2 separate regions of the Homo sapiens genome follow, and region 2 is linked to region 1. Evidence: read pairs that join two places in POLR2A ChIA-PET (ENCODE). Cell type or tissue: GM12878. All regions are shown on one strand. Links, peaks and the distances in the headings refer to the core of each region. The heading gives the core; the rest is flanking DNA. Region 1 has its middle 56 kb from the start of TNFAIP3. Region 2 has its middle 5.8 kb from the start of LINC02539.

The links. Peaks named below come from ENCODE experiments on the same cell type or tissue, not always from the same donor. Only the 100,000 strongest peaks of a DNase experiment are listed, where the experiment ranks them.
Region 2: POLR2A ChIA-PET joins it to region 1 with 9 read pairs; 7 of 35 experiments call an interaction of 5 or more read pairs at or near these places.

The regions. Positions count from the first base shown.
Region 1 is chr6:137,809,848-137,812,765 of GRCh38, reverse strand. No RefSeq gene overlaps it. Among named protein-coding and RNA genes, the nearest start is that of TNFAIP3, 56 kb to the left of the region's middle. RefSeq lists enhancers at 915-1,034, 1,065-1,324. In GM12878, for the core only: no CTCF peak of the experiment used is centred there; a DNase peak (open chromatin) is centred at 1,185; H3K4me3 peaks cover 582 bases; H3K27ac peaks cover 1,540 bases.
Region 2 is chr6:137,743,345-137,746,262 of GRCh38, reverse strand. No RefSeq gene overlaps it. Among named protein-coding and RNA genes, the nearest start is that of LINC02539, 5.8 kb to the right of the region's middle. RefSeq lists a silencer at 1,162-1,221. In GM12878, for the core only: no CTCF peak of the experiment used is centred there; a DNase peak (open chromatin) is centred at 1,282; H3K4me3 peaks cover 682 bases; H3K27ac peaks cover 813 bases.

The DNA of each region.
Region 1 (2,918 bases), core at 205-2,704:
ATGGATACATTTATTTCTCCAACACAAATCCATAATATCACCAATCCAGAAAGATTGGCATAAAGAAGTTGGCTATACACATGCTAGTTATTATTCAGCTAATAGATGTCTGTGTCCTGTTTAGAATCCCCAAATGATCTGTAAATTATTACATTGAGTTTAGATTATTATTTCTATGTTTAGCCAACTTTTTATCCAAATACTGATTACTTTATTAGCATATTAAGTGGAAGTGTGTTAAGCCTGCTTGGGCCAAATAGTGAAACCCTGTCCCAAAAAAGAAAAAATAAATAATAACTAAAAACAGGCTAGGCATGGCGGCTCATGCCTATTATCCCAGCACTTTGGGAGGCTGAGGTGGGAGGATTGCTTGAGTCCAGAATTTCAAGGCTGCAGTGAGCTATGATCATGCCACTGCATGCCAGCCTGGGCAACAGAGCAAGACCCTGTCTCTAAAAAGAAATAATAATAATAAAAACAAACAAACCTAAAAACATCAGATGAGACAGGCTAGTGTTACTGTTCCTTTATCTTCTTTTAATGAGAATGAATTTAAGCCCCCACGTAGCAAAATAATATACAAGATATTTGCAGAAGGCAAAAGTGCCCTCCAGACTCCTCTAACTTTCTAGACGTTGTTTATTCTTGAGCCTCCAACTTCCCCATTATTTTGCTCCAATGACTTCCCCAATCCACAAAGTTTCCTTATTTGTATTTTAAACCCATCCTCTCTACCCTCATAGCTCCTTTCCTGTAATTTTGAAATTCCTTTTCAACTCTACTTGCATCATTTGGATTCCAGAGTACGCACTTGGTCACAACCGTTTGCCTTACAGAAGACATCCCCGAAATGTGGCTGAAAGGAAGAAGACCCTTGACGAAAGGGGTTGCCCGGATAAATGATTCATTGCCTAAAAGGATAGACTTTTTAAAATGTCATTTTTATTTTGGAATGTAGGAAACTGGTTTCCCTGTCTCTTGAAGCATCATCACAGAGGCATAAACTGAGGAGCAAAGCTTATAACTGAGAGGTTTTAAATGAACAGGGTAGGGGAAACAAACAATATCCCACCAGGAGAGAGGTCTGATAGCTCAAGTCTGTCCTTTCCTCTCCTGGTCGCCTCACACGCAGAGGCAGCCTCACTGAACGTGCTGTGCAGCAACGACGTGACTCACGGTCAGCTAACAGAGCAGGAAGTCACCTGACGACAGATGGGAAAGTCCAGAGTAGACTGAACGTACTTTTTAAGAAAAGGAAATAAAGAAGGCAATTTGTAGGGCTGTGTCACAAGGTTAGAAACCCCAATTATATTTGATAGTTCTGTGCAAGGCACTAGCCTGGGAATGCATTAATCTGTATATCAAGTAATTACTACCATATTTGGAAGCTAAGTAAGTAGGTCTCAGTCATTAAATAAAGAGCAGCATTCTTGATTGGAAGGATGAAATTATGCAATAATCACTGGCTTTGGTTAAATAATAAATTAATTTCTGGGGTCTTGGCAGGGACGGTCACATGCCGAATTGTGAAGCAGAACATTGGCTTTGTCAGTGTGGTTGTCCGCTTTGGGGAGTTCTTCCCTTTTCCCAGAGGTTTAGGGAGAGAAATTGAAGTGTTTTAGTTAATCAATAAAACCAGAAATATATGAGAACTTGTGTGCCAAGTCTGCAAGGGAGTATGGGGCAAATGGACAGGAAAAGATCCTTGAGGAGCTCTATCTAGTTGGGGGCAACAAGATGTAAGCATTTGGAAAGGTAAGTAAGAGTTTAAGAGTTGTTTCAAGGAAGAACATGATGGATTACAAAATAGCAATGTCAAGAGGATGTGTTGTGGGCATTCAGAGAAAGGGGAGTTTAGTGTGGGCAAGGTAGATAAGGGAAGTTTTTGGGCAAACAGTGGATCTAGAGCTATGCTACACTTTTAAAGCAGAAAGAATCTATAGATAAGTAGCAAAGTCCAAATCAGTTATCCTAGGAATGGCAGCAGGCAAGCAGATATTTGAATGGGCTGGTGGTGCAGGTCCACAAGTCTAAAGATCTGGGTTAATCTTTGTTGAGAAAGACTGTTGAACAAAGGTGCCTCTATTTCCTCATCTGCAAAATGGGTGCAAAATACGTCCAACCTGCCATCCAGGTTAAATAATTCTGTGAATCTCAGTGTAAACTATAACTCACGTAATAACCTTAAGCTATTGTTAATGGTAACGTACGTACGATGATTTTAGGAATATAATTTTGCGTATACAGATACTGCTTGACTTTAAGGACTAAAATGGTAATTTAAACAGCCATATATAGGTTATGAGGAAGAGTTCGAGGTAGGGGTGCTAACTGTAAATATCAAATTGCAACATGCAGGTGACCAATGAGCACTTGCATCAGCTTGCTCTGGGGTCTTGCTAGAAGCAGGATGAGGACATTTGTTTTTAAAATATTCTAACTAATAAAGGTATTTTCCTTTCTTTTCTCTTTCTTTCTTCCTTTCTTTCTTTCTTTCTTTCTTTTCTTTTCTTTCTTTCTTTTCTTTCTTTCTTTCTTTTCTTTCTTTCTTTCTTTTCTTTCTTTCTGTCTTTCTTTCTTCTTTCTCTCCTTCCTTCCTTCCTTCCTCCCTCCCTTTCTCTCTCTCTCTCCCTCTTTCTCTCTTTCCTTCTTTCTTTCTTTTTTTTTTTTGGAGTCTCACCTGTCTCCCAGGCTGGAGCACAATGGCGCGATCTCAGCTCACTGCAACCTCTGCCTCCTGGGTTCAAGAGATTCTCCTGCCTCAGCCTCCTGAGTAGCTGGGATTACAGGCACGCGCCACCAAGCCCAGCTAATTTTTTTGCATCTTTAGTAGAGACAGGGTTTCACCATGTTGGCCAGGCTGCAGGTATAATCTTTCTAAGGATCTTTTTGTTTTCTCTGGCTGTGAAGATTGTTTG
Region 2 (2,918 bases), core at 313-2,812, 67 kb after region 1:
CATACATGTAGAATTATGAAGAATTTGAGATGCTTAAGTGAGAACCAGGAAAAGAAAAGAGAACGTAAGAGAGAGAGAGGTCCAGTTGTCAGCCAATCTTGACAAAAGCTTTGATCATCAGAGAAAGTCTATAATCCTGTCTAAAACATGTTCATTAAATTACAAAAACTATTCCCAATGTAATTCCTGTAATACTAGGAAACACATGAAAAATTTTGTAATTTCATGTATTTCAGCCCCATTTATTATATGAGCACATAAGAGATATTCATATATATATTTAATATTTTAAAGATATATATGAATTCTACAAAGCACTATCCAGATTTACAAAGATTTTGCAAAGCACTATCAATGTAAACAGTGTTTTAAGGATGAAAAAGCAAACCACATTAAATGGATACATCAATTCTCACAGAGCTGAATTTTAGAAAGATTAGAACTGTGAGAGGTGAGAATTTTAGTCTAGAGGGAAAATGGTTGTTCTTATTGTTCTACCAGAGAGATCGAAGCTCAGATTTCTCATTTCAAATGTGAGAAATGTGAGCTATAGTGGAGGTGGGGGGCTGTAGTTGGGGAGAAGTTGCTGGGAAAAAATGCCAAGAGAATTGTGAGAAAAGAAAGATCACAACTTGGCTAAGATTTATACCAGATTGAGGACTTGAGTATCTTTAGCAAATTGTAAGTATTTCATGAATAGTTTTACTCATCCCAGTTTATTTGAAGATGAACGGGACCTGCCTTTAGCAATATTGTGAAATAGGTGAAGAGTCATTATAGCTTATGGAAAAGCTCCCAGGAACATCAGGAGCATGAGTTTAGGTTCTAACTTTGCAATGAATATGTGATATGACAGGGGCACATTCTCTAAACTTGCAATATGCTCTTTTCCAAAATTAGCATTGAAGGAGGGTTGATCTCCCATGACATATCTGAGCAGTTGGGAGCACAGAGTTGTATTTCTTTGGAATTATCCAGTGAGTTGGGAGCAGGGCTAGGCTGGGGGTACTTTTCCCATTTTAGCAGAGTGGCCTCAGGGCCTTGGCTGGCACAATGCAACCTCGGGGGCAGAGTGAGAAGCAACACTGGAGGCAGGAGCTGGCACCTGCTACCCACTGACAAGGTTTATACTCCTTAATAACAGCCCTCTATGCAAAGGGGCTGCAAGAGGAGGGAGGGTAAAAACCACCAAGGCCACAAAGACCATGCAGCGGCTGAAAGTGCAGAAGCACCTCCACTTTCAAATCTGCAGGATGACAGATGGTGAAAGTCAAGTGTTCATTTAGCCATTGGCCCTTAGCTTCCTGCCCATTCCTACATTCATGATGACATGGACACACTAATAAGCACTATTAACCCGGTCAAGTCTGGTAAGTGATAGAGCAGTGGGTAAGAAGAGGTTAACGATTACAAAATGACCCAAATGTGAGATAATATAATAAAGTGGGAGAGACAGAGAGAGAGAAAGCCTGCTGGAAATGCAAATGGAATGAACCTTAAAACAGTGAAAAGTATTTTGAAGACTAAAAGTCTATCACACAGCAAATCAAATCGCATCCTGTGCAATGTAATCAACAATAATCACATGCTTTTTACTTACAAATAAATACTCGGGAACAATCTTTTAAAACCTAACCTAATCTTAAAGATAGGAACTTTTTTCCTTATTCTAGAGTGGTGTTTTTCAAAATGCAGGTCACAAATAATCAGTGGGTCATAAAATCAATGAGTGGGTCATGACTAGCATTTTTTCTTTTCTATGGTAGATCAAGTAGAATACAAAATATCTGATCGCAACACACAAAGTAAGTTTTGTGAAACATTTCAGTTGTGTGTGTGTGTGTGTGTGTGTGCACTGGGAGATGAGGCAGAGAATCTTTCTTACTGTGGGTAGCTGTCAATAAAAAGGTAAAAAATGATCCTTGTGAGACATTAGGTGGGACTTCTAGAAATGTGGGGACATATTTTGTGTTATGGATTGAAATGTCTCCCAAAAACGTAGTTAAAATCTTAAGTCCAGTTACCTGTGAATGTGACTTTATTCAGAAACAGTCTTTGAAGACCTAATACAGATAAATATATTCAATAACAATTTAAACGTAATGCAAATTTTGCATTTGCATATGTGCTATTGATTCTGGAAGAAATACTAAGTGAACGCATTAAAAACTGCACTCAGGTGAACCAAACTGTATAGAAAAACTCAAATTATTCACACAAGCACACCTCAAAACATCCACCAGCTAACCTCGGTTCACCCTGTTACGAGCTACACCTATTCATGTCTGTTGGTGTAACTTCCCCACTGATTTCAGAAAACCTTCCTTCCACCACTTTACACTAACTCATAAGCTGCAATCCTTCCCAAGCAAATTTCCGGTCTTTGTCAAGGTAGACTATGAGATTTACTGTAGTATTTATTCATTTTTTAACCATTTAATATGTATGAAACTGTGCCATTCTTTTTATCAGGTTATCTCCTTTCTTTCTTTCTTTTTTTTAATTTTGAGATAAGATCTCTCTCCTTCACCCAGGCTGGAGTGCAGTGACTCAGTCACAGCTCACTGTAGCTTCGACATCCCAGGCTCAGGTGATTCTGCCACCTCAGCCTCCTGAGTAGTTGGGACTCCAGGGGCATGCCACCACACCCGGCTAATTTTCTGCATTTTTTTTTTAATAGATTCAGGATTTCACCATGTTGCCCAGGCTGGTCTTGAACTTCTGAGCTCAAGTGATTTGCCTGCCCCGGCTTCCCAAAGTGCTGGGATTACAGGTGGGAGCCACCATGCCCGGCCAGTTGCTGACATTTTTAAGTGTTGTGCCCCAATCACATTTTTTGCATAAGACCTTTGGTTGTTACCGTGTGTATTTTGCATGGCACAGAGTTTTTTTTTTTTTTTTTTTTTTTTTTACAAACA